Regions from separate parts of the Mus musculus genome. Here all the other regions are linked to region 4. Evidence: chromatin loops called from intact Hi-C (ENCODE). Cell type or tissue: left cerebral cortex. All regions are shown on one strand.

Evidence for each region. Hi-C counts contacts between places; a loop is a spot of excess contacts. Peaks named below come from ENCODE experiments on the same cell type or tissue, not always from the same donor. Only the 100,000 strongest peaks of a DNase experiment are listed, where the experiment ranks them.
Region 1: a loop joins it to region 4, with 2.4 times the contacts of the local background. A loop is called at or near these places in 7 of 42 quality-filtered maps.
Region 2: a loop joins it to region 4, with 4 times the contacts of the local background. A loop is called at or near these places in 8 of 42 quality-filtered maps.
Region 3: it touches region 4 in a loop (11-fold over the local background); 27 of 42 quality-filtered maps call a loop at or near these places.
Region 5: a loop joins it to region 4, with 9 times the contacts of the local background. A loop is called at or near these places in 41 of 42 quality-filtered maps.
Region 6: it touches region 4 in a loop (8-fold over the local background); 39 of 42 quality-filtered maps call a loop at or near these places.
Region 7: it touches region 4 in a loop (3-fold over the local background); 5 of 42 quality-filtered maps call a loop at or near these places.

The regions. Positions count from the first base shown.
Region 1 is chr15:11,908,196-11,912,195 of GRCm38, forward strand. No RefSeq gene overlaps it. Among named protein-coding and RNA genes, the nearest start is that of Gm5144, 3.7 kb to the left of the region's middle. In left cerebral cortex, a CTCF peak has its summit at 1,901 (motif pointing left); a DNase peak (open chromatin) is centred at 1,885.
Region 2 is chr15:11,495,106-11,499,105 of GRCm38, forward strand. No RefSeq gene overlaps it. Among named protein-coding and RNA genes, the nearest start is that of Tars, 97 kb to the left of the region's middle. In left cerebral cortex, a CTCF peak has its summit at 1,526; a DNase peak (open chromatin) is centred at 1,563.
Region 3 is chr15:11,751,064-11,755,063 of GRCm38, forward strand. No RefSeq gene overlaps it. Among named protein-coding and RNA genes, the nearest start is that of Gm34501, 23 kb to the left of the region's middle. In left cerebral cortex, a CTCF peak has its summit at 2,352; a DNase peak (open chromatin) is centred at 2,367.
Region 4 is chr15:11,964,919-11,968,918 of GRCm38, forward strand. 1700047G03Rik (RIKEN cDNA 1700047G03 gene) reads left to right here and starts at 2,144. Exons shown (of 3, transcript NR_040447.1): 1 at 2,144-2,278; 2 at 2,896-2,986. In left cerebral cortex, a CTCF peak has its summit at 1,657 (motif pointing left); a DNase peak (open chromatin) is centred at 1,650.
Region 5 is chr15:11,405,158-11,409,157 of GRCm38, forward strand. No RefSeq gene overlaps it. Among named protein-coding and RNA genes, the nearest start is that of Tars, 7.5 kb to the left of the region's middle. In left cerebral cortex, CTCF peaks have their summits at 1,849 (motif pointing left), 2,416 (motif pointing left) and 3,483 (motif pointing right); DNase peaks (open chromatin) are centred at 2,408 and 3,476.
Region 6 is chr15:11,588,731-11,592,730 of GRCm38, forward strand. No RefSeq gene overlaps it. Among named protein-coding and RNA genes, the nearest start is that of Gm41271, 110 kb to the right of the region's middle. In left cerebral cortex, a CTCF peak has its summit at 1,979 (motif pointing right); DNase peaks (open chromatin) are centred at 221 and 1,997.
Region 7 is chr15:11,036,805-11,040,804 of GRCm38, forward strand. It overlaps Rxfp3 (relaxin family peptide receptor 3), which reads right to left and starts at 1,164. Exons shown (of 1, transcript NM_178717.3): 1 at 1-1,164. The coding sequence starts at 480. In left cerebral cortex, a CTCF peak has its summit at 1,850; DNase peaks (open chromatin) are centred at 611, 961 and 1,871; H3K4me3 peaks cover 1,023 bases.

The DNA of each region.
Region 1 (4,000 bases), 57 kb before region 4:
TGGATTTCAACTGGTTGCCAGGAGACGTGAAGGACGGAGCCGGTTTCCTATTACTACCCGGTATGCCCTGTGTCTGGGGAACACCAGCCAACAGCGGTATGATTCTGCAGTGTACCATGTGGGCTCACTGGAAGAGTCTGGGATTTCAGGGGCACCGGGTATGGAGTGCCTCTCGCATCTCTGGCGCTGCCCAGCCTCGCTCTTGGGTCAACAGCAGGGCAGTGCACTTACGTTATGGCTAGCACCCTGGCCTCCCTGTGGCCTTTGGGTAGAAGCACTCAGCTTCCAGCCTGTTGTTAAAGAGCACAGACAACAGGAAATGGTGGATCAGTCCAGAAACAGAGGGGAGGGGAACACAGGGTTGCTGTCCGCGTGCATGTTCAACACATCCTTGCAGATTCCAACTGAACAGATGCTGAGATTTTTTTTAAAAGGTCTTCCAGTGCCAACAGTGCAAGATTATTAACAGTAACAAGTCTATTGTGCTCTTGGGAGGTTTGTGTTTACTTATTCTGGGTGTTAGGAGGATCTGTTTACTTTCCATCAGAGTTCTTTGGGCAACCAGCTAAAACTACCATGTATAACTATCACATAGTTCTGCCATCTTAGTCCAGAAAAAAATGAACTGTGACCCAAAGAATGTACAAGTTACATTTATTTTTTTAAAGATTTATTTATTAAGTTATTTATTATAAGTTCACTGTAGCTGACTTCAGACACACCAGAAGAGGGTGTCAGATATCATTATGGATGGCTGTGAGCCACCATGGGATTTGAACTCAGAGCCTTTGGAAGAACAGTCAGTGCCCTTACCCACTGAGCCATCTCACCAGCCCCTACAAGTTGCATTTAAACAGCTCTTTGTCTCCTGAGGATATTTACTGTTGGAAAAGGTCACCTACAATACTATGTAAAATAGGGTTGGTAACCAAGCAGATTGTCACTGTCAATCATATTCTGTGTATCACATTTTTAACTGGGCCTGGTGACACAAACTACTCAGGAGGATATCAAAGGCTGCCTGGGCTGCAGAATAACACAAGGCCAGCCTGGGTGATTTAATTTTACAAGGTCCCATCACCAATAAAAGGTAAAAAAGAAAGCTGGAGATGGGAGTTACTTGGCTAAGATAAATTCAATGCAATGTAACACACACACACACACAAACACTGGCACGCACCATCTTATAATATCTTAGCAATATGTTTTTAGGCTTTCCAGAACAGTAAAACTGAACACCACTTGATAAAGATAACTTTTGTAACATTTTTTATCATAAATGTTAGTAAAATAGGAAAGAAAAGGGATAAGTAGAAACAGTCTTGCGTTCAGGTTTTACATACTGTTCCTTTCAACTCCAAACAAAAAAACAAAAACCTAATCACTGAAATTGGGGAAGGGCCATGTTTTTCACATTCAGAATTCAGTTATCAACTTCGATTGTCAAAGAAAACAAAGGAATAAAATTAGCTAGCTGAAAGCCTAAACATATTAATGTTAAATGCGATATTACAGAAACTCATAGACGTTTTAAAAGATTTAGAAATGTTTTCATCAATATCCAAGAACTATTTTGTTTCTAGTTCTGTCAGTGAGTTTTGTGTCCAGGTATTTTTTTTGGCCACAGCCCCACAGTATGGAGAAGTTATGTGTCATTTCAAAGAATGATTCTTTGAAATGTACTTTTAAAATGTCTGGGGCATTTTTCTCCACAATCCCCCTGCCTCAGAACCCTGGCCTGAAACTCGTGAAGTGAGGGTCCTTGCAGATTTTCCAAGGTCCTTCCATCTTGTCCAGCCAATCCCGAGGTCACACTGAAGACTACCACAGTGAAGCCTTAATGCACAAGAAAATCCCTTCTGCACGACAGAATTGTTGAAAACACACTTCCCCCTAGAGGCAGAAAAGATGAAAGGCCCTGACACATATCCAAAAACCCTTTCTGAAGTTCAATGAGTACTGAGACTTCCATTTCTAAACATACAGTTAATGTTTTAGAGAACGCTATTGAAGAAACGAGAGAAAAATCAGTAGACACCAAAAAATTAGATTAGAATTTGCCTCTAGGTCTCCGCTCTCCTTGGGAGGACTCTATTAATTGGCCCCACTTCTTCTATTATACAAATCTGTGATTTTTTTAGCCAATATTACAAATAATAGTAAGTATGTATTTTTATTTAAATGTGTGACTCAATTTAATTAGAAGCTATAGTTACATGTAGCCTTCAAGGGCTTCTCTTGAAAGCACAGAGCTTTTCATCTACTACAATAGTGTTTTCGATTCTCTGAAGATGTTCTGAGGCATGTGACATTAGAAAGATTTCTGAAAGCCATATTGCCCATCTAAGACTTGGCCTGAGTACAGACATAAGAAATGCATATAATATAGTGTTGTTAGTTTATAGACAACATGTCTAATGGAGTAAAAAGAACTCTGCGGGCCAGGGAGATGGCTCAGCACACATATAAAGGTACCTGCAATCAAGCCCGGTGGCCTGAGTTCAATCCCTTCAGATGCATATGGCAGAAGGAAGGAGTGAACTGTCCTAAGCCTCCCCGTGACCTCCACACATATTACACACACACATGTATTCACACACACACACACACACACACACATGTATTCACACACTTTGTAAATTTTAAAAAGTTGAAAACTATATGTGCTTTAAATTCACATATAGCAATACTGATTATATTTGGGTTTTTTTTTTTCTTCTCTTTTTCTTTTAGCTGTATCCTTTCTTTGGAAAAGAATCTGAGAAAGTGCATAAATATATACAATGGAATTTTAGGCACATGGATAACTCCTCTATTAGGTTTTGCTGTCTGAGGATCTCCTTCTCCTTTGGCCTTTAGACTTGGCCCTAGTCCTCAGAGATGCTCGCTCTTCCGTCTGAGTACCACAGCACTCCTCGAGTCTGCGATCACACTAAGCTGTATTGCTACCTACCTTTCTTTTTTAATTTGGGTGTAAGTTAGGTTTTATCCTCCAGAGTAGTTAGCATGCACTTAGAAATTTCACAAGCAGACATGTAAGTTGTCATCCAATAGATTAAACCTTCGGTTTTCTTATTTGCTTGCTTGCTTGCTTGCTTGCTTGTTTGTTTGTTTGTTTTGTTTGCTTGTTTCTTGAGACAGTATCTTATGTAGCCCAGGCTAGGCTTGAATTCCTGATTCTCCTGCTTCTGCTTACTAAGATCTGAGATCATATATGTAACCACTACACATAGCAATTTTCTAGCTCTTAAATCTAGATTTTAATCTAATGTATAAATGAGATTGGGGGAAAGTAGAAGCTAACGTCTTGATGTCCGCTTGAAAATTATTTAATGGTCATTATTGTCATGGGTTTGATTTAATGCCTAGTTTTTAAAGTTCTACAGACCATAGATTTTGAGTTAGTGATTTGCAAAGAAGGAAGAAATCAGTTCAAAACTCCAAAATACTTAGCCCTTGTGCAACTTGTTTAAAATAACCTACTGCTACAAATAACCTAATTTATAATGGATGGAACTGTTTGGCAATATCACTTTGATATTGGTCCCAGATTTCCACCAGATATTTTCTGTTAAGCTTGACAAGAGCTTTGATCAATAGGAGTCCTTCTACAGAAGTTCATTTGCCCGTCCACCATGCAGCTGATACAGCACTCCTCAGAAATACAGACCAAAAACTAGAGAAAGCAGGAACTGTTGGAGAAGTAATGAACAGGGGAGAAAAGGGTACCAGACCGTGGTGCTGAGGATGAGAAAGAGTGCAGGAAGCAGATTGAACAAGATGCAAACAATTTAGATGCTTAAAAGGTGTCTGTTTTATTGAATAAGAACATCTAGCTTGGTGCCCTAAATACCAGTTGTCATGGGGAAAAGCTCACATAAACCCACTCCTAGATTAAAAATTTATAGGCAGTTAATGGCCTCTAAGAGAAGAAGGCTTAGTCTTCTCCAGGGATAAGACCCCCAATAGGTAACCCAATCCCAAGATGCCAGGCCTAAAC
Region 2 (4,000 bases), 470 kb before region 4:
AGCAAATTGTATCTTGTATCTTTGGTATTCTAAGTTTTTGGGCTAATAGCCACTTATCAGTGAGTACATATCATGTGAGTTCCTTTGTGATTGGGTTACCTCACTCAGGATGATGCCCTCCAGGTCCATCCAAAATGGAACCTTATAAAATTGCAAAGCTTCTGTAAGGCAAAAGACACTGTCAATAAGACAAAAAGGCCACCAACAGATTGGGAAAGGATCTTTACCAATCCTAAATCAGATAGGGGACTAATATCCAATATATATAAAGAACTCAAGAAGGTGGACTCCAGAAAAATCAACTAACCCCATTAAAAAATGGGGCTCAGAGCTAAACAAAGAATTCTAAACTGAGGAATACCAAATGGCTGAGAAGCACCTGAAAAAATGTTCAGCATCCTTAATCATCAGGGAAATGCAAATCAAAGCAACCCCGAGATTCCACTTCACACCAGTCAGAATGGCTAAGATAAAAAATTCAGGTGACAGCAGATGCTGGCGAGGATGTGGAGAAAGAGGAACACTCCTTCATTGTTGGTGGGACTGCAAGCTTGTACAATTACTCTGGAAGTCAGTCTGGTGGTTCCTCAGAAAATTGGACATAGTACTACTGGAGGATTCTGCAATACCTCTCTTGGGCATATATCCAGATGATGTTCCAACTGGTAAGAAGGACACATGCTCCACTATGTTCATAGCAGCCTTATTTATAATAGCCAGAAGCTGGAAAGAACCCAGATACCCTCAACAGAGGAATGGATACAAAAAATGTGGTACATTTACACAATGGAGTACTACTCAGCTATTATAAAGCATATTTATATTGTGGATTTTTTGTGGGGTATGGCAGTGGAATTGAACGTTGTTCTCATGTGTACTAGGAAGGCACTTGACATTGGTCTCTATCCTAACCCTGTTTTCTTTGACAGGGTATTACTAACTTGAAGTTGGCTTTGAACTTATTCTCTATTGCATGCAGGCTAAATCGTGTAATCTTCTGCTTTCACCATCTACAGTGGCTGAGATTAGAGACAGACTCTACCACACCTGTCTTATTATGGATTTGCTTGGCTATTAAAGCAACCAAGTTAAAGGCATACATGTATCTACCAGAGAAGATAACTAGATTACAGCAATAACACTGGAAAAAAAACAGAGTGAAATGGTGAATTTCACACACATAAAAATCAATATTATCAGTGTGTATGCTTAATGTAGCTACATAAGCATTAAAAGTGTGAGGACTCCATACACCAACTTAGTAACTCTAATTTACCAAGGTAATGGAAATATATAGAAAGTACAAACTCAGTGTTTCTTTAAGTAGCTCTTCATGGTAGATTTCTCACAATAAGCCAGTGGTTACTTGATGGTTACCTCACTGCATTGCTTCTGCACTATTCTCTTTTCTTATCTGTATGAAGACACAAGAAAGAATGCTTAAGTATTTCATTGCCTACATAAAATGATAACATTGTCATTTTTATAGGAGTTTATGATAATACATAATGCCTCATCTTCGCGGCAGCTAGATGGCACCCCTGTCTTTTAACATTTCTGTTTCAGTGATTCAACTTTAACTGCAGAAACTGCTGAATGTGTTCTGCCTCTTTCCTTGCATAGAAGGATTTGCCACAATGTGTGATGGCTATGGAGTAGAAGAAACAGCTTATTCAGAGAAGTCCTTTGCATGAGGATCCAGGTTCACCTCCCCAGCACCCACATAAACAACAAGTGGATGGTCAGTATACACCTATTATCCCAGTGATGGTGTGGCAGAGACAAGTGTGAGGATGCTTGGAGCTTGCTGGCTGTCTAGTCAAACCTAATCAGTGAGCATAGTTTCTTAGTTCTTGGTGATTAAACGTAGTAAATTAGACATAAAGACCCATAATGTAATAAGGGCAGAAGAAGAGGGGAGTGAGACACAGAGAACTCAAGATAGGGTGCCTAGGTGCACAGAAGCCCATAATACACCCAAAAGGCTATAGAGGTGAGAGCAGGTCTGTGCTGACGCAGGGATGCATGCAGGTGGGGACCCACGACAGACAGTGGAGTTCATAAGGAGCTGAGATCACATATCATCATGTGATAGATACCTCACAGCATCTTGTGAGCAACAAGTGTCTGGTCAGAGCCTATTAATAAGAAAGCAGTTCTGTGGATCCTCCTCTTCTCAAACTGGAAGGGTCACCCAAGTAGACCATTGTGAGGTGACTTTGCCTTGTAGATACACCGTTAATCTCCAAATGTAGTTGAAGCATCTTTTCTCCTTGTGGTAGTTGGCATATTGGGCACTACTGATGATTTAATTACAATACAACGTCATGTTACTTAATTTGTCACCCTTAAAAAGAACTAGTATGTAGACAGAGTTCTGATTTTAACTTGGGGTTTATTGAGTAGCTAGGCTGAACTCTCAATGACATAAAGAAATGTTAGTTGAACTCACTCTTGAGAGATGGGTTTAGGTATTGGTCTTTTTGTTATATTTTATGTTACTTGATTTATGGGGTCAAAGTACAAAAATATACTGGTTTATTGTTCATGTTCTCAGGAGAATAAGTGACCTTATTTCAAAAATAGAAAAATTCTACTATGTAAAATATATCTATTTTCCCTAAAATATCTGTAGGCAAAGTGGTATTGCTACATACTCTCATACACAAAAGTGAGGTGCAGATAAAGTTTCTCTTCATTCTGCGCCAACCCTGCTGTTTTGGATGGTCTTAGTAGAGTGGAAATTAGTAGCAGAGACACTTAGACTGTTGCAAGACAGACAAGGAGGGGATAGCGGGTAATTTGGGAAAGAAGGAGAGGTGTCAATGAAGGAAGATCCTTGTCTAAAGACTCTCTGCTTACGTAATTGACTAGAGGCTCACTAGACCTTGAAGTCCATCTCAAAACCAATTATTTTGGCATCTCATCTCTGGCTTCATCCTCATGCCCATCTATCCCCTTGAACTTGTTCATTTTAGAATCTCTTCTTTGTCTTAGAAGTAGCGTGTAGCATCAGTCATGGTCTCCCAGATTTCCATACCTAAAAAGCTGTCAGAACAATCCTTGGAAAACATTCCTACTACCTCTTCCCTGCTTATAGTCGTTCTGATGTCCTTGGAGTAAAAGCCTAATTCCAAACCACAGTCTGCAAAGGCCAGCTGGGTTGGCTGGGTTGGGCCATGACTGACATCACTCTCACAGTTCTTTCCCTCTGCCTAGCTCCTCTCTTCATTATTCAGATCTGGTGAGTATGTTGGGGCATGGATCTTTGAACTTGTATTGCCTTTCTCTCTGTAGAACTTCTTATGTTATTCACCCATGTCACTCTAGAAACATGGTATTTTTTTTTTAGATATTTTCTTTATTTACATTTCAAATGTTATCCCCTTTTTTAGTTTCCCTTCCAAAAATCTCCTATCCCCTCCCCCTCTCCCAACCCACCCACTCCTGCTTCCTGGTCCTGGCATTCCCCTATACTGGGGCATAGAGCCTTCACAGGACCAAGGGCCTCTCCTCCCATTGATGACTGACTAGGCCAACCTCTGCTACATATATAGCTAGAGCCACAAGTTCCACCATTTGTTTTCTTTGATTGGTGGTATAGTTCCAAGGAGCTCTGGGGGTACTGGTTAATTCATATTGATATTCCTCCTATGGGGCTTCAGAGCCCTTCAGCTCCCTGGGTACTTTCTCTGGCTCCTTCATTAGGGACCTTGTGCTCCATCCAATGGATGACTGAGCTTCCACTTCTGTATTTGCCAGGCACAGGCATAGCCGCACAGGAGACAGCTTTGTCAATGTCCTGTCAGCAAAATCTTTCTGGCATATGCAATAGTGTCTGGGCTTGGTGGTTGTATATGGGATGAATCCCCAGGTGGGGCAGTCTCTGGATAGTCCATCCTTTCATCTCAGCTCCGAACTTTGTCTCTGTAACTCCTTCCAAGGGTATTTTGTTCCCCATTCTAAGAAGGAATGAAGTATCCACACTTTGGTCTTCCTT
Region 3 (4,000 bases), 210 kb before region 4:
TACACTATTCAAACAGAAACCAAACGAGGGGCTTTACCTTTCATCCTGGGTGTTTCGATACTACTTGAAACGTGTTTCAGCAAACACGTTGCCCTTTTTGGTGTTATCGAAAATCAATTTCCATGGTTTAAGAGTAGAATATTAAGTTCTCAGTCCTGAGGGGGTAAGTTTGCCAAAAGTGAAATCAGTTCTTTGTCAAGGAGGTGTTGAAGAAATCTGGGTAGGAGGAGGAGAAAGAAGGAAAGCTGAAGAGGAACAGAAAGAAGGAAGGAAGAGAAATAAAGGAGGGAGGGAAGAGGGAGAGGGAAGAAGAAGGAAAGAAGGAGGGAGGGAGGGAGGGAGGGAGGAAGGAAGGAAGGAAGGAAGGAAGGAAGGAAGGAAGGAAGGAAGGAAGGAAGGAAGGAAGGAAGGAAGGAGAGATTCCCCAGGACTCTGCCATCTCATTTCCATGATCAGGAACAAGTTTACAAAGGTGGATGTTGTCAGATTGTGGGGTATTATTTAGTTAAAGCTTCAGTTTAATACTTCAATTCTAGAATTTATAGGTTCTGTTCAAACAGTATTTGCTGGCCAAACACTGTGCATGCAACCTTAGGTGGTATAAAGAGTTCAAAGAGGAATTAGAACTTGTGTACTCAACTCTAACTTTTGAGAGGCGCTATTAAATGGAACACTTGGCTTCTGGTTGTATTACAATTCCTCTAGACGGAAACTAGCTAAGTTCCTATTCAAAACCTCCAGCCTGACAAGTGAATCCTTAACCCAACCTGGGAGTTTTTAAAAATCAGAACAAAATTAAACCGCTCAAAATACATAGGGAGTACAAGAGTCAGGGATACTAATGCTAGAGATGAATCAGCGCTGTTTATGAAGGACTGGGTCAGAGGACCAAACTCATTGCTCTCTCTCAGGTTCTCAATCATCCTTAGAAGTCCATCAGTCATAACTGTCTATATGTAAACAACACTCAGAAGTCAGTGTATCACAGAACACGGATGCAGACAGTAGATTAAAAAAAAGCACTTAGAACAGATAGAGGTATCAGCACACACACACGCTCACACTCACATAGAGACACACACACAAACAGTCATACTCACACAGGCATTCACACACACACACACACACACAGAGAGAGAGAGAGAGAGAGAGAGAGAGAGAGAGAGAGAGAGAGAGAGAGAGAGAGAAGCACACTGCTCCAGCATCCCGCCTCTCTACCTATGGCTTATGTGTAATCTTCAGAGTACCATTGGTATCCATGGAAGCCTGGAGTGAATTACTAAAAACAAATGTTTGACAACATCATTGACATAAAAATAAAAAATAAAAAAAACCTAGCCTTAATTTAGAACTGATCCCACCTTCTTTCTGTAATTCTGGGTCTGACACCTGGTCAGCGATGGTTAATGATTTGAATAACTGTCTGTAGAAGGTGGTGGTCTTTGGATCTGTCTAGGAGGAAATCTCTACAGAAGCCAAGAAGACAGGTATAAGAATGCTTTTGTCTCAGACTAATTACTCTAAGCCAGTGGTTCTCAACCCTCTTAATGCTATGACCTTTTAATAGAGTTCCTCATGTTATAGTGACCCCCAACAATAAAACTATTTTTGTTGCTATTTCATAACTACAATTTTGCTACCGTTATGAATCATAGTATAAATACCTGATAGGCAGAATATCTGATATTCAAGTTTGTGAAAGGGTCATTTGACCACCCAACCAAGAGGTCTTGATGCACAGGTTAAGAACCACTTGTCTAAGGGCCATTTGTTAACAGTTGCCCTGAGCCCTGACTTAGTCTGTGGGGTCACATTACGCAGACAAAACCTGTGCATCGCCACATAGCTCACTTGTCTTAAGTCAGATAGGATGATGTACTGTTTTGTTTTGTTTTGTTTCTCATAGAGAAAGAAAATTGTCACTAGCCCCTTGACTTCAGGACAAAAGATTTCATATTGCTTGATTCTTACAGTTCAAACAGCATGAAGCCAGATTTCGCCAATAAGCTTTTCCTGTGTGTTCAGGAGAAAACACAAACCCACATGAAGACAAAACCCACTGGATGAGTCCTTCAGAGTGTTCCCCAATTCTCAGCTCCCTCACGCCCCAGCTTAGCATGCCCCCCACCATGTTCTGGACTTATTCCTAAACAGAAAAACAGAAACTAGAAGTTAGGGTTGCATGAACACGTGTGCAGGAAATAAAAGAACATATGGAGAAAAATAGACAAAGACATCATGACTAGAGATGACACAGAGAGGCAAGGCGACAAACCAGACAAGATGGCTTGATCCCCACCTCAGACACTGAGCATCTGGGATATGCATTGCCTCTTTCTCCCTGCATCCAGGTGGTGGCACTGGTGTTCTTTCTGCCTTACCCTGTGGGCAGTATTCAGCTCCCTAAAACAGCAGGACCACGTAAGGAAAAGATGAGGGATACTTGACTGCCTGGAACTGGTTTTGTTGAAACAATCCTTCTGAAAATGTCATTCTTTTGTGGGCATGTTACTTTAATGAAGACCTAGTTAAGTCTAAGAAGAAAGAAGAGAGATTTGTGCAAAAATGGGAAGTCATGTGTAGAGGAGATGCTCAGATATTGGGCAGAGCTTTTACAGTATTTTACAGTGGTCTTAAAGATGACTGAGCCAGACAATTAATATCCAAAACTATATAGATCATAGCTACCATCACATAGAGCCCTACAGTTCTCGAGAACTTGTACAGCCTGGAAGCTTTTGACAGTTTACCCATGTTGTTATTCTAACAAGTGCTACATTTTGAGCATGCAAAGAGAGAGGCCTGCTGACTGGTACAAGCTCATGCGGCCAAGCTGGTGATAAAGGACCTTCTCTCCTGATGAGTGAGCAAAGACATCCAGTGATAAAAACACAGCTGTATGGGTGTGTGAAATTCCCACAGTTCTTTTTTCATTGGGTTACGCTGAGGAATTCTCTAACCATGTTGCAAGTAATTTTGGAGTACATGATTTGCAAATAAACAGTTGCCCATGTGTTGACAACCCTCAAGACTCAAGCCTAGTAATGAGTATAAGATACAAATAGAGTAACGTATGCAGTCCAGAGGTCCTAGAAAAGTTACTGAATCCTTTCTTCTCTTTTAATGTTCCTCAACAAAGCTGAATCTTACCATGGATCCTGTGGTGGTACATATAAAACATGAGTGATGGCTTGCCTTCTTGTCCCCCATTAGCCTTGATCACAAAGTGACTGAGAATCAAGGCCACCTTTCTTCTTACACCCCTAGTGTCCTCTTCTGTAAAACACAATAATTCAATTGTATTAGTCTTTAAACCTCATCCATCCTATTTAGATTCATAGTTCTGATGAAAATATCTTTGTATGCAAATGTTCCTCTGCCTGAAATTACTTCTGGCTAGAGTCGAACTCATGAGCTCTTCATCCTGAGACTAAAATGTCCACGAGAATACACCAGGGCTGGGGATATGGCTCAGAGGTGAGTGCCTGTTACACAAACATAAGAACCTGAAATCAGAGCACCAGCACTCACATAAAACCTCATGTGTGTGCCCGTCATGTTATCATTAGAAGGTGGAGACAGAGGGGTTCCTGGAGCTGATGACCAGTCAAATCTTCAAGCTCCACGTTCAGTAAAGAGCCTCTATCTCAAAAAATAAGGTGGAGAACCATTTTGGGAGACACAAACATTTCTCTCTGGCCTCTCTATATACATTCAGTACACAACAAACAGACACACACACACACACACACACACACACTAATGAACTCACACACACATATACACTGGAACACATACACACCACCATCACCATTCACAGACACACATAGAAACATGTACACATGCAAAAACCACATAGACACACACATATATACTCACAACAAGATTTTTTTTAAAGCACTCCTGTAGACTAGAGATGGCTGTCATATTTGACCCCTCTGTGCCTTTTTCCAACGTATTCCCAGGTCACTATAACACACTGCTGTAATGTACAAACATA
Region 4 (4,000 bases):
AGACAGCTAACCTGACACATGAAAAGAAGAGCTCTCGCCTGCACTGAGAGTACTTTCCCAGGAACAGTTATAAACATGACCAGATTGACAGTGCATCTTGCTGAACATGACTCCTTGTGGTCTATAATCCACTGCTCAGCTGAAAGAGCTCATAAAGAGGAAACTAAAACGACTTCAAATCTATTATTTAGGATGCATAATCCCAGCACTTGGGAGGCAGAGGCAGGCGGATTTCTGAGTTTGAGGCCAGCCTGGTCTACAGACTGAGTTCCAGGACAGCCAGGACTACACAGAGAAATCCTGTCTTGAAAAACCAAAAAAAAAAAAAAAAAGATGCTTGGGCCAATGTTGTGTACCGTCAGTTCATAGCTTGTGGGAGGGGGGGTTTCCTAAGTAATTAAATAGGATGGGAGAGTGATCTGGCTGTAGCATCTGTCACTCTGTTGATTGCCAGAGTCGCTTTGACTTATCTGGCTGGCTAGGCTGGTATCCCTTCCAAAGCCATTCTGTTGGCTGGACCTTCCCCAGTAGAGGGGGGCCAAGGGTATTCAAGTAGCTTTCATCTCTTGATAGACCCTCCAAATAAACTCTCAAAACACAAAGTAATTAAATAAGATCATTTTGTTTATGGGACCAGAGACATGGCTCAGCACTTGCCAAGACCTGCATTGTGGAAGAAGGGAACCATCATAAGTTGTCCTCTGACCTCCACATGCTCGCTGCGACATGGGCAGGCATGCTTGTGTACTCTCTGTATCTCTGTATCTCTATCTCTCTCTTTCCCCCTCATTCATGTGCACATGTGTGTGTGCACATTAAACAAATACAATAAAAAAAAAATTTTGAAGTCGGGCTGGTGAGCTGGCTCTGGATAAGAGCACTGACTGCTCTTCCAAAGGTCCTGAGCTCAGATCACAGCAACCACATGGTGGCTCACAACCATCCATAATGAGATCTGACGCCCTCTTCAGGTGTGCCTGAAGCTACAGTGTACTTATATATAATAAATAAATAAATCTTTGGGCTAGAGTGAGCATGGCCAGAATAAGCAGAGGTCCTGAATTCAATTCCCAGCAACCACAAGATGGCTCACAACCATCTGTACAGCTACAGTATACTCATATATACATAAAATAAATAGATTAAAAATATTTTTTTTTAAAAAAAGAGTATGGATATCAACCCATGACATTACTTCTGTGGAGAAAAGTGTTCACATTGGGTGCCTTAAAAAATAATAATAAGTCAAAAAAGTCTCTGACTCACCGAGCAGGGGTGGCACACACCTTTGATCCCAGCACCAGAGGCAAGCAGATCTTTAGCTCCAGCCCAGCCTGATCTACAGAGCTAGTTCTAGGACAGCCAGGGCTCCACAGAGAAACCCTATCTCAAAAGAAAAAAGAAAAGTCAAAATAATAAGCAACCATTTTATCATGTTTAGAAGGTAAGGATTAGGCTTATTTTAGAGCCTAAAAGCAATGCTGAATTATTAAAACAGGACTTATGAAACTATGAATAAAATAAGCAGGTGGTACCCCATTGTTTGTCTAGTTTGTTCTTGGTTTTGCTTTCCATTTAGTTTGGTTTGGTTTTTCCACGAGTGATGAAAAAATTTTATCCAAGGTCTGACCGTGGCTTTGCTGCCACCTTCTGGCAAAAAAGTGAACACCTTAGGCTATTTGATGACACCGAGTTTCTATAATTTTGTTTAAATTGTGCATTTATTTCAGTTCATCTACTACCACTAAAAATGAAATTTGTTAAAAAGGTAGAGGGAGCACCGAGGGAAAAAAGGTCTTCTTCCAACACATAAGAAAATTCCATTTCTAAACTGTTTTTAATACTGAGTGCCCAGCAGTGGCAGGAAAAGAAAAATGGTGGCCACAAATATAAGCAGAAAATTTGGACGAGAAGGTTAAGGAAAGCCCGTGTGTTGGTTTGAATGAGAATGTCCCCCGCAGGCTCTGTCATTCTGCCCCAGTTGGTGTCGCTGTTCATGATGTGTAAATGTAGTGTCGCTGAAGGAGGCATGTAACTGAGGTGGGGGGTATTGGCAGCTGGGGGTATTGATGAGTGGGAGGGGCATTGGTGGGAGGGTAGGCTTCAAGAGTAAAGAGTTTCCCCTGCTTCCGATCTAACCCCTATGCTTCCTGCTTTAACCGCTATGGAATGGGCTGTTAGGAAGCCACCTTGGAACAAGATCGCCGAGGCAAAGAGTTTGAGGAATGTATCTCATCTCTCATCCCTTCTTCTCTGCCTGCTTCCTGGCTGCCAAGAGGTGATGCTCTGCCCCTCCACTTCCTCCTACCACGATGCCTTGCCCCGGGGCTCAGAGGCAGTGGAGCCAGCCAGCCGTGGACTGAAACCTTTCCTCCCTTTAAGTTCGTGTCTCAGCTATTTAGTCACAGGGATAGGAAGCTGACCAGCACATGGTGTCCTGCTTGCTAGGGAGGAACGTGTTCCCTGAGGTCCTCTAGGGCGGCGTTTCTCAACCTTCCTGACAACGCTGCCACCCTTCAAAACAGCTCCTCCTCTTGGGGTGACACCAACCATAAAGGTATTTTCATGGCTACTTCATAACCGTGAATGCCTGTGTTTTCCTATGTTCTCAGGTGACCCCTCAAACCCCAAAGGGGCCACGACCCACAAGTTGAGAACCGTTGCTCTAGAGCACTGGACCAATTTAGGTAAATGGACAAGAAAGCCTTAGTGGTTTGAATGAGATGTGTCCCATAGCGTAGAGTAGTTAAACACTTGGTCCCAGGTTGGTGGTGCAGCAAGAGAGGCTTAGGAAGGGGTGTGCACATGCTGAAGGAGGTACGTCACTGGGGGCGGGCTTTGAGAGTTTAAAGAATTAAGCCACGCCAAGTTTCCTCTCTTTCCTTTTTGCTTCAGGTTCCCTCGGCTTTCTGTCCATTCCTAATTGTGACTGTTGCTTGCCGTCATGCCTCTCTCCTCCAGCATGGACTCTAACCCTCTAGAAACTGTAAGTCCAAATAAACTTCCTTCTACACATTGCCTCGGCCATGGTATTTCATCACAGCAGCAGGAAAGCCACAGATAGAATAGGGACACGGTATGAGATCATCTTATTCGCAATTCTCTATATCACAGGGTGACTAGTACTGTAATGAAATACCATGACCAAAGCAACTTGGGGAGGAAAGGGTTTATTCCACTTACACAGCACCGTTCATCACTAAAGGCATGCAAGACAGGAACACAACCAGAGCAGGATCCTGGAGGCAGGAGCTGATGCAGACGCCATGGAGGGAGGCTGCTTACTGGTTTGCTTCCCATGGCTTGCTCAGCCAGCTTTCTTATAGAACCCAGAACACCAGCCCAGGGATGGCACCACCCACAACGGTCTAGGCCCTCCCCAAGAAACCACTAAGAAAATGCCATACAGCTGGGTGTTACAGAAGCATTTTCTCAATTGAGTTCCCTCCTTTCAGATGACTCTATCTTGTGTCAAGTTGACATGAAACTAACCAAGACACACTATAAAAATGATATTGTGTGGGACAGGCATGGTGACACCTTTAATCCTAGCACTCAGGAGTCAGAGGCAGGTGGATCTCTGTAATTCCAAGGCTAGACAAGGAAACATATCTCGTATACACACACACACACACACACACACACACACACACACACACTGACATCTTGCAGAATAAATGGCCAGTTCTTTATAAAGGTCACATGAAGGGGGCTAGAGAAACTACTCAGTGATTTAGAGCACAGGCTGTCTTGCAGACAACTGGGGTTCAGTCCCCAGCACCCACATGATGGCTCACGACCAACTATAACTCCAGTTCTAAGAGAGTTAATACACTTTCTTGGGGGGGGGGGGCTTCTTGGGCATCAAGAACACACACCAAACAAGCAAACATCCTTTTTTTTTTTTTTTTTTTTTTTTTGATTAAAAAAAGGGTGTGCATGGAGTTAGCCACAACAGTGAAGTAAGGTGAACTATGAGTCCATTCACCTGACCAGGAAC
Region 5 (4,000 bases), 560 kb before region 4:
GTGACCTCATGGTACAAGTCTCAGTACAAAAGCCAGTAGACTAAAAAATCCAAGAAGAACTTCCCTTTCAATTCAATGCTCAAGGTGAAAAAAGGCAGGTGTCCTGCCTCTCTTACTCAGCCAGAAATCTCCTCTCACTCAGTGTTTTTCCCACTAGGGGTCTTCCTTTGATTGCATGAAACTCAGCTATACTAGGTGTGATGGTTTGTATATTCTTGGTCGAGGGAGTGGCACCATTTGGAGGTGTGGCCTTGTTGGAATAGGTGTGACCTGGTTTGAGTAGGTGTGTCACTGTGGGTATGGGCTTAAGACTCTTACCCCAGTTGCCTGGAAGTCAGTCTTCCACTAGCAGCCTTTGGATGAAGACGTAGAACTCTCAGCTCTGCCTGTGCCATGACTGCCTGGATACCTTGATAATAATGGACTGAACCTCTGAACCTGTAAGCCAGCCCCAATTAAATGTTGTTTTTATAAGACTTGCCTTGGTCATGGTGTCTGTTCACAGCAGTAAAACCCTGACTAAGGCACTAGGGGAGGCAATTTCCTATTTTCTACCTGCCCGATCTCATCTGGAAGCAAGCAGTCCCTGAAAAATTGGTTAACAAAATGTCTGGGAGCTTGTGGACCACTTGAAAGACTCTAGCAGAGCGAAGCATTGCAGACATGGCACCAATCCTTTTCCTCCTTGCCAAACTGTTAAAGCTAGCTACCAAGGTCTAGCCCCTTATTTGGTCATTGGTTCATTCTTAAGACTGGTCATCAAGGTCCAACTATCAAAACATCAAGGTTCAGCACTCAAAATCTATTATTTTGACTCCCCTAATTAAAATACCCAGTCAGAACTTGCCAACATGTCCTAGATCATTCTTACAAATACCTCCACCCTTTCCCTCTTAAAATTAACAATTAACAAAACTATTTGTTACTGTTTCTGGGTGTTATTGCTGTGAAGAGACACAATGACCACAGCAGTTTTCATAAAGGGAAACATTTAGTTGGGGCTGGCTTCCAGTTCAGAGGGTTAGGCCAATCTCATCACGGCAGCATGCAGACAGACACAGTGCTGGAGAAGGAGGTGAGAGCTCTACATCTTGACCCACAGGCAGCAGAAGTGAAGAAAGACTGGGATACACTGGCTAGACTTGTGCTTCTTAGACCTCAAAACCCACCCCCACAGTGACAAACTTCCTCTAGCAAGGCCACACTGCTGTTTTTTATAAAAAAGATTAGAACCCAGGCATGTTTTGGTTTGGTGTGGGGGTACCTCTTCAGGCCCATGCGGATGCATCCCTTCCCCTTGAGGTATAGTATAGAATAGAGTTGATTTAGGGCATGGGGAAGGAAGTTGAGGTAGAGATCAAGAAGGCAGAGCGACAGAGAAAGGTGGGGGGAGAGGGAGAGAGAGAGGGAGAGAGAGAGAGAAAGAGAGAGAGAGAGAAGAAGAAGAAGAAGAAGAAGAAGAAGAAGAAGAAGAAGAAGAAGAAGAAGAAGAAAGAGGAGGAGGAGGAAGCAGCAGCAGCAGTTTGAGCACGGGAAGAGAGAGGGGGACGGGAATGGGGAGAGAAAGGGAAGAAGGTAAAAGAGCAAGAGCAAGAGAAGAGAAAAGAGAGAGGAGGGAGCAAGCAGCTCCTTTTATAGTGAGCTGTTGCCAGGTAACTGAGGGGTGGAGCCTAGACGAAATACACGTGAATTAGCTTCACATCCCAATCTACTCCACTCCCATTCCACCCCCACTACTGACTTCGGACTACCTTTAATTACGTCCTTGAGAACTAATTTTGGCAAAGTTGACTCGAACTTCAGTGGAGGCTTGGTGTTTGTTCTAGAATGCACGTAGTTGGCGGAATTCATAAATGGGAGGCAAATTGAACGGTCAAGTGACGCCCTCTGCTGGTGAAATGTACCCTGAGCCCAACAGCCCCAGTGGTTCTACATTTCTGCTATCTTCTGGCTAAACTGATGCCTAGGCAAAGAGTTTTAAGACACACAAAAATACAGCTCATAAAATGTGAGTAGCAAGGCCTTACTTGACATAAAAAAGGGGTTTCTAAATAGATTATGTTAAGGTAGATGTTTAGGCTTTTTTCCTTGTCATTAACTAAAATGATCATTTTACTGACACGATTTCCTTTCTATTGCTGTGCTACCTTTATATAGTTACAATTGAAGGAGTTGGCACGCTTTTCTTCCTAAAAGGGATAAAATGCATATTTTAGAGTTCTAGGACAACACAGACGATTTATTATAAATACTCAACTGATGAAATGCACAAGCAGCTACAAACATGTAAATAAAAGGAAAGTAGCCATGTTTTATTTAGAGACTCAGAAGGGCACGCAGTAACTTTGTGTCTCCTTTGTCAAATCTGGTTGCTAATGGGGCTTAGGAAGACGGTCGCCACCTAGTGGTTACATGTCTTCCACGGCTGCTGTCATTTTAGTAAATCAGACTTGGGGAAGCTGTGAACCATTGCCCAGGGGAAGCAACTCTGCAGCAGATAGCTCTGTAAGTCACGTCACCTGATTCTATCTCGTATTGTAAATATCACTTAATCAAAACTTCCTTGCCTTTATCCTTGAAAGTTCAGTGTAGCCGTGGCTTTAAATGAACAAACATTTATAAATACTTTGTCCAAGGCTTCTCTGTAATTTGTACTTAAGGGAGTTACAGTACACTTGAAGAAATAAAGTACTGTAATATGAAAGGCAGCAATGTATGTTCAGTTACTGAACCAGGAATTATATTTTATAAGCAATTGAGGAAGTCAAAGATAACTCAGGTATTATATTTGTGTTTATATATGTTGTTTGCGCGTGCATGCGTGCGTGCGTGCGTGCGTGCGTGTGTGTGTGTGTGTGTGTATCTTTTATGAGGAATAAAAAAGTCATAAACATCAATTATACCTGATTTGGAGTCATTAAGCCAAGTAACTTCAAGGTGGATGTCGATGCCACTCAAGTCCAGTTTTCCTGAGCACAAAACGAGAAGGCGAGCAGGCGAGCTGGTTGCTTTGCTGTTTGCTTTGCTTTATGTTGTTTTGTCTTTAGTCAAATGGATGGAACTAGAATCATCTGGGAACCTTCGCTGAGAATCTGCCTCAATCAGATTGGCCCATAAATTGGGGGATACTTTCTTGGTGGATTGATGTGGGAGTACTCAGGTCACCACCCAGGCAGGCAGTCCTGGGCTGTGTACAAAGGCAGGCTAAGCAAGCTATGGAGAGTACTCTGCCATGACTCCCACTTCTGCTTGAGTTTCTGCCTGAGTTTCCTCAGTAATGGACTACGATTGTATGCCAAATAAAACCCTTTCTCCTGTAAACTGTTTATAATCCCAGAAATAGGAAAAAAAGCAACTACAGAAGTTTAGACTAGATCCCCCAGATCCGTGTTATTTACAGTCCTAAGTGTTTGCCTACAGTAGCAGTAACTGTGGAGTGGATTACAGGGATGGGAAATAGTCAGACCGCTAGTTAATGGAGCGGTCACTAGATGGCACACTTGTCACAGGTTATTTTGCTATTCAGCCAGTCCTAAATGTCAAAATACCTGACTAGTTGAATAAGAACTTAATTTTTCTCAGTGATATGAATTCAATGATAGAACATGTGCTATTTAGCTTAGGCAAATCAAACGGCTTTAGGTTCTCAGAGCTTGTTAGTCTCAACACTTTGTACTTTGTACAAGACGTTGGCTTGTATTTTGTTGGATGTGTTCTCTTTAAAGGAAGGAAGGCTGCTTAGAAATGATTTGCTCTGTGTGGAACTTATCAAATTTGATAATGTTACTCTTTTCCCCTCTGTAAACTGGGAAGGGATTGTTCGATATATCTGTGATTTAAGGCACTATCTGTCTGTGCATAGTGACAGGCACTTGGAATCCCAGCATCCCAGCATCTAAAGGCTTAGGTAGGCCACTTCGAAACCAGTTTGGGATGCATGACAAAATCCTGTCTCAAAGGAGCAAAAGCATCATTCAGATGAATAAAAACAAACAAAAGA
Region 6 (4,000 bases), 380 kb before region 4:
AAGATGGGATGGGGGTTTCTGGAGGGGAAATGGAGAAAGGTGGTAAGATCTGAAATGTAAATAAATAAAATATCCAATAACAACAACAACAACAAATTGTCAGAACGCATCCATGATGCCATTTGAACTTTGGCTGGGAGATTTGCAGGAAGGTTCACAAGAGCAGAGATTTAATGAGCACTGGATATTTTCAAAAAGAGGGGACAGTTCTGTGTTTTAGCAAATAGAGGGAGGAAGTGTGAGGTGACTCATTTCAAAGGAGAAGCAGGCAAGAGGAGCCAGGAGAGATCTTTGGTTGGCATTTTGTGAGTGACCTAGACTTTGTAAAAATGGTTTCTTCTCTCTTTGTGTGGTCTGAGTAACCTCATCTGATGTCCATATCATACGAGGTTGTTTATGTCAGAGAGTGGAATAACATGGACTAGGTATGCTCAAATGGCCAAGATTTTCATTTATAGCACAGCCCAGCTAAACATGTCTCTCCCCGTCATTATTGTCCTCCCCTTTTTCCCTCCCTCCTTCTCCTCCTACTTTTTAAAGAACTAATATATATTCTAATATATATATATATTCTACATGGTTTGGAAGAATTATTTCTTCCATCTAAAATGGGTATATCGTTATATGTGTTTTCAATTTAACGGTTTTAATTCATCCACAAGCAAGTGTTGAATGGTTACAACCATTGAAAGATAATTTTCATCATAAATGAAAACTTAGATAACTAAATGACCTATTCATTTGATCTGGAACCTTGTCAATGAGAGCTCAGCCGGTGAGGGATAAGTTATAATTTAAAAAATAAAAATAAAAACTTGCCTACACCAGAAGGTATATTCTATATGTCACAAACTGAGCTCTATAACCCCTTGGATCTTTTATACACTGGCCCTTTGAGGTAATGGGCCACACAGTTTAATGCTTTTCACAGAAAAGGCATTGTAATTATGGAAAAGAAAGCAAATCAGCTAATTTAAAGTAAAGGGTTATTTTTTTTTAAGGCCACAGTAGACAATCTCAAAAACATGTATTACAAATTTCAAGTAACACTGAAACAAAATGAGTGTTTTGTTCCCGGCTTTCATGGAATTGGAGCATCAATTATTTCTGTTTCTTACTCAGCGTCTTTCCTGCTTTCTTCTTGCAGTCAGCTTCCTCCAGCCCCCATTTTACTCAGGACTGTCGAGCTGGATGATCGTGCTGCACACTGTGATACCAGCTCCAGCAGAAACTGACATTGCGATTTCACAGGACACTTTATCTTAAGACCATATAAATATCTAGCTCAGTGACTCAGCCTTGAGCCAGTTCAAATTAGGGGGGTAAATGAACTTGCTTAGATTAGTTCAGCCTGTGAAATGTTCCCTTCAGAGCAAATGTCCGCCCCGTCTAATTTAATTGTTCTGCTTCTTGTGTGTTCCTAGGCAAAGGCTAGAACTGAATTCACAACAAACCCTAATTCCAGATTCAAAGAAGTACTTCAATACAGCCCATATTAGAGTAAAAGCTGTGAAAATATAGTTCACAGGGAAGAAAATACGAATGGGTTCCAAGCACTAAAGGGGAGACTGGGGAGATCCCCAGTCCGCAGAGTGCTTACCAGGGACATGCAATGCCTGGCCCTGATACAAGCAAGTCGCTTAAGAAAAATGCTCAACGAATTCAGAGACATCTAGGAATGTGATGATATCAAGAGGTTTGACGATAGACATCAGTGAAGCTATGAGCAGATAGCACAGTGTAGACATAACTGGGAAGCATGCTTCAGTAGAGTCTTTGTGTCAGTCCACTTGACAATATGTGTAAAAATGGAATTCTCATCAAGAGAAACTAAATTAAGGCAGACTTACAGGATGAAAAGTATGTAAAAAATAGTAAGAAGATGCTTCGTGTCCTGAATATAATAAAAATGTACAAAGTTGATTCCTAAGCGAAAAATTACTCATTTTCCTCAGCCCCTCCTCATTAAGCCCAGCCTTTGCCACATTGACAGAAGAGGGCGCTATTTAACTAAAAATTTTGCCAGCCACCAATGTCTAAATGAGATGGGTTATGGCAAACTGAATGTATCATGTAAAAGTTACTATAAAATTACAAAACCAGAATCAAAATACTTCACCAGATAGAAATTTCTTCCTAGAAAGCATCACAAAACAGAAGAAAAGGAAGACACAACACCCCCCCCCCATCTGATTTCGAATTCCTGAACAAGCCTTTGCAAATGTGAACCGTCAGAAACAACATAGACAGGAAGCAGTAACTCGCAGAAGAAATTGACTAAACTCAGAAAAAAGAGACAAGGAACACACGAAAGTATCAGGACAGGATGAGCAGACTGCCAAATACCCGAGAGTCGACAAGCTCAAGTGATTAATATTATGGGATATTAAACCAGGAAAACAAAAGATTACAAAAGGGAAAAATACTGTGCCCCAAGAAACAGAAAGAAAATGGCTGAAATGGAAGATAAGCAATAAAGAAAAACAAATCCTATACTAGACTCCAAGGACATAGCTTCTATTTAAACCATGAAGAAAACAGCAGAGATAGCCAAACATCTGAATCTACATTTATAAAAGTTAGTGCACCTGGTAAAATGGACCAGCAACAGTCAGGTTAGAGACATAGCCAAGAAGAACCATAGAATCCAAAGTTGAGAAGGCAATTTTCTCGGAAATATCCTACGATTTACAAGGAAGCTTAAAAATATAGACTGGCATAAAAAACAGCTATGTAAATATTAGGAAAAAATTATAAACCATAGATTTTTATACCAGATCTTAATACCATGGAAAAATAATCTATGGACTTTGTTTACATAAATATAGGGCCTAAAAAATCTTATCAATGGGACTGGTGACAAACATTTCATGTATTTTATTACATACATAAGACTAAAGCAAATTTGAGCACAAGGATAGAAAAACAGAAAGGTGTTCATGTTCTGACAACATAGAGATGATGTAAGATGAGACAATAAATGAGATGCGAACTTGGAAAGAGTGATCATATTCACAGCCATGCCTTGTATCTAAGAGTTAATGGGTATGAGGCACCGGGGTGCCTGGGACAAGCCCAGCATTTGGGGGGATTTGACGCTACTTTGAGCTAAGAAGGACTTACTTCCAGATTATTCTTAGCACTTTTGTTTCTCAACACTTCGTCTCTTGCTGAGAATAAAAGGTTAAGTGCTCAACCCTAAATTTTACATCTTCAGAGTCTCCCAGCCTCTACTGAAAGAATTCAAGAGCTGGAGAGGAGGAGAACTGCAAAATGCTGTCCTGTAGACCTGACATGGCTGTTGTGCTCATTAACTCAACAGCAACTGCTTAAAATAATCAGTCAAGATTCCTGGATAGATGAGGAAGGGTTTGCCAGGCCCTACCCCTAACTGAGGAGCTACTGCAGTGTGGTAGCTGCCGGGGTGGGGGTGGGGGATGGATCATTCCTTTTGAGGGTCTGGCCCCTTGATAGGTTGTTGATGCTTAATCAGACATCGTGAGCCTACAGATATACGAGCAACACTAATTGTACTTAGTGGCTAACACACACACATACTCACACTCACATACATACACATACAGAGAGAGAGAGAGAGAGAGAGAGAGAGAGAGAGAGAGATGGAGAAAGAGGAGAAGAAGAAGGAGGAGAAGGAGAAGAGGAGGAAGAGGAAGAGGAAATGAAGTTGGGAAGGGGCTGGATGTGTTGGGGCTGTGTGAAGATCTACAGTGTAGAAATGGAGGGTGGAAATGATCAAGATATAGCATATATGAGTATGAAAGTTTCAAAAAATTGTAAAAACTACTCAGGAAAATGTCTGGTCCCAGAGTGGGTGCAGGTTCCAGCTGAGATTAGAACAGTGTGTGTGTGTGTGTGTGTGTGTGTGTGTGTGTGTGTGTGTGTGTGTGTGTGGTGTATGTTAGGTATGTTAGGTAGAATGAAGGGATCAAGTAGTGATTGAGAGGGAACTAAAACCTCAAGAAGTTCCATGAAAAGCTCT
Region 7 (4,000 bases), 930 kb before region 4:
CATGGACACGATCTTACACATGGCCTTGCCGAAGGGCCACTTGAAGTCTAGTGCGTTCTCCACAGCCCAAAAGGGCAGAGTGAGCACGAACTGAAAGTCAGTCAGTGCCAGGTTAGTGACAAAGAGGTTGATGGAGGATTTGCGCCAGCCTTGCTTGCTCTTCATCAGGTAGAGAACCAGCAGGTTGCCGGCCAGTCCCAGGGCACAAACCACCCAGTAAACCGCGCTGATGAGGATCCGTACCCTGGCCTCAGTGTCTGTGCTCTCTGCCCCGCCGCCACCCGGAGGATGCCCAGGCGCCGCACCGTCTGGCAACTCTAGCCCCAGCTCCCACCACAGATCCTGAAGCTGCAGCGACGCATTGCCGCTGGCGTTGGCCACTTCCAGCAAGTCTGGGGTCAGAGCGAAGAATTCTGAGAGCTCATCACCCGCAGCTGCTTTCCTCACGGTGGCCGCGGGGGTTGCAGAAGCCACCTGCATGCTCAGGTGCGCCTTAGTCACGTTCTGCAAGCCGACTACCGAGAGTCAGCGCTTGCTCCGGGTGTGGTACCCAGGCGGGCGCGCAAAGCAGGTGCCTGAGCTTTCTATGTAGACGCTCAAAAGGGCTCCTGGAAACTGGATGCTGAGCCGCGTTGGCGCCCAGAACCGCCTTGGGCGCAGGGGTTGGCTGCACTCAGCATCAGTTCTTGGTGGGTTTAGAAGAGAGGATAGTTCTAGGCAAGTGGCTGGGGATCAAGGTTCCTCCTGGTGAGAACTGAGTCTCCAGCTACCTACTCTAAGACTGAGTCATACCCCTCTGCTTTCCTGCTGTCACTTAGATGCAGTCCCCTACTCAGGAGCACGGCTCTCCCAGTACCTTTGTTGGCTTCTGAGGTTGCCCGGAGGAGTTTCTCTCCTTCTAGAGGAAAACAGATCGTGGACATCTGTGTCTCGCTCTGACTGCCTGAAGGCTGATTCACGCCATCACTTCCTGGAGCTCCGTTGGTGTTTTCTGTGTGTCCGATATTGTCAACCCCCAGTGAGTTGCCAGCGTTTGATGAGTTACATTGGCACCCACCTCTGCTGAGAGCCCCGAAGAGCTTGCATAATCTCCGTGCGAGAAGATGGGGGTGCTTTCCGAAGTGCTGAACCCCGCGCGCCACGCAGGGAGAGGCAGAGTCTACTGGCAACTAACTCCCCTTTGTTCCAAGTTGCAGAAGGAGTGGTCTTAGTCTTTTATTTTCTCGGTGTCTGGAGTGAGTCTGAGTCTGCTTTCTTCCTTTCTTATTTTTATTAGGACGAGGTTTTTTTTTCTCCTTTCTCCCCACCTTAACACAATAGTTTGTTTCTCCCACTTACACAATAGTAACACCCTTTGTTCTTTAAATCAAATAACCAATCTTTTCCTAGTACTCAAACTGAAGCCCCATCTCCCCTCTAATTAGCTGAACACTTACCTGGTGTCAGATTGGCAGAATTCTAAGGGTTGATGTTTGCCTGGAATTGAGTATATTTTAAGAACTGAAGCTACAGGGGGCCGTGGGGAGGGGGAGACGTGTTACGTCTCAACTTTGCAGTTTATTTAGATGCCAGGTTAGTTGCTCTTAGAAGGACTTAAGGAAGCTGAAGTGTTTTCTTGACAGAAGAACTAACCTGAAAAACAAGTATGCTAAGCATGCAGTAATTGCCCTCACTTCTGGGATAATACTTGACTTTACTAACAGTAATTGGGGATATACGGACAGATGGAGCGAAAGAGATAAAGACTTGTAATCAGTCAAAGGAACAATAAAAGAGAAAAGAGGTCCTCGGCAACCTTAAACAGTCTTAATTCCAAAGTGGACTTTAAAAGGGCACTTCGCTGCAGACGCTGCATTTCTCGATTTTACCAATAGAGGTCGCAAGAGCTTCAGTAAAAAAAAAAATCAACTGGCCTTCGATCAGTTTTAATATGTTGAAGTTCTCTGCCCTGGTAATTCTGTGCTTCTGTGGACCCCTCCTTGCATCCTGGCTTTATAGCCTCGCCTTCAAGCGCACGTTCTCACTTTAAAAAAGCGTTTTCTTCCTCTGCCAATTTCTTTCTTTTTTATTGTATTTCAAGGGCTACTGAAAACCAAGGAAACCTGTGGTGATACGGAAAGTCCTATGCAGTAAAGGTCTTAGTCTGCTCACTCATCTAACAAATACTTACTTAGCCTCGCTTTGTTAGGTGTTATTCCATGACTAGAAGACTTTATGGTAAGTACAATCTGTAGAGTTCACACTCAGATGGGTGATACAAATAGTTAAGAGTTGTGTGATTGTAATATAAGTAGAAAAACAAAGCAAAATGAATCATAAACCATGTCTAATGAAGTTTGAACTTCCTGAGACTGTCAGGAGGCAGACACTGAGACAGACACTGAGCATAGGGGCTGCTGATATTATTAAGAAGAGAGTCCTATTGACTTCTGGCCACTAAAGAAATGAAGCCAAGGGGATTAGATAGAGCTCAGAAATACTGACGAGTGCTCTGCTCTTTGGAGGTCTGTGGTATAGGCTGAGAGATTCACTTAGCTAACTGCCAAAGCAAAAGAATGAAGTCATGAGTTTGGCCCTCTGGGGTCTTTGGTGTGTGTCTCTCATCTGAGAAGTCATTTTAGTCTAAAGTATAATTTCCAGGTTTTGGAAACATTGACATTCTGACTCAGGTGACCATCACTCTTGACCTGTCTCCACTAGATATTAGTAACGGTTTTCTCTCCTGCCGTGTATTCCAAAATGTCTCTGTAAATGGCAAGGTGTTGCCTGTAGCAAACACTCCCCTTTCTTGTATTTTTAAGAATCTATGATCTAAAGGCAGTGTCAGGGGAGCGGTGCACTGGAGGATGTGGGAAATCCTTTGTGGTCTCATTCCCATTTCTAGGAAAATAATCCAAAAGGCATTGCCTTTAGGCAGGAGTTAAAAGTATGTGTACAGAAGTGGCATAGTATACTGTCTTAGGCTAGGTGCACGCCCCTCTCATCATTGATGCAGTGCATCTTCCCAACTACAGAGCCTTGACCCTCCTCGATGCTCCTCAGTTAAACTACAGTGGAGCTGATGATACTGCTAAGAGCATTATGTCTGATTGTTGCTCAAAGGGGGAGATTTTCCTAGGGAGTCAGAAGCTAAGACTCCTGGCCTCCATCTGTAGTGAGGTAAGTTGATCTCCTGGTTCTGAATTCTGCCTCCATCATGTGCTGAGGGATGTTTCAGGTCACCCAGGGGCTGTAACCGTAGCTATGGGATACCCTGCTGCTAGTGTTACACAGGCATCTTAGAGTGAGGAGGGTCCCAAAGGCCAGTAAGTGTTTGTATCTTTACAGCCTGATTCTTACACACCTCCCAGTGATGCTCCAGATGACACTCCTCAAACGGGCACTCCAAGTCTTAGAGGTTGTGCAGAGGTCTAAGGCTCTCAGGCTTAGGAATGAGTAAGCTTGGGGCTGACCCTGAGCCGTCAGATAACAAGTCCATTCCACAGTCACGTGATCTGTCTAGCCTCACGAGCCCTGTGTAAGGAAGTAACTGGCACTCCAGAATAGCCTGAGATAGTTGCTGGCCATGCAACATCAAAATTACTGGGGTGGGGGGGAGCTTGTTCGAATTCATTTTCCAGACTTTTTTCACATCCCACACCATCTTCAGAGATTCTGGTTCTCAAAAGGGTTGAAAAGGAGCCTGGAGATCTACAATTAGAACATTCTGCCAGGAGACTCTAATTTTTTTTTCTAAGTTTGAGCCTCTGTACTAATTTCCATGTAAACTCTAAACCTCTAGGTAAATAATTTTGAATTCTTGGGAACAATGGCCTCCAGTGATACTTCACTATACACGTGACTTGAGTAACGATACAGGGGCCATGGAGAAGATTGGCTGCTTTCTCCTACAGTTCAAATCCTTGTTGATCTGAAGGGGCACTGCTGCAGAGGTGCTGGGAGCACTAGCTCTCTCAGGATTCAGCCTGAACCCTCAGGAATGGCTGCTCGTCAGTGGCCC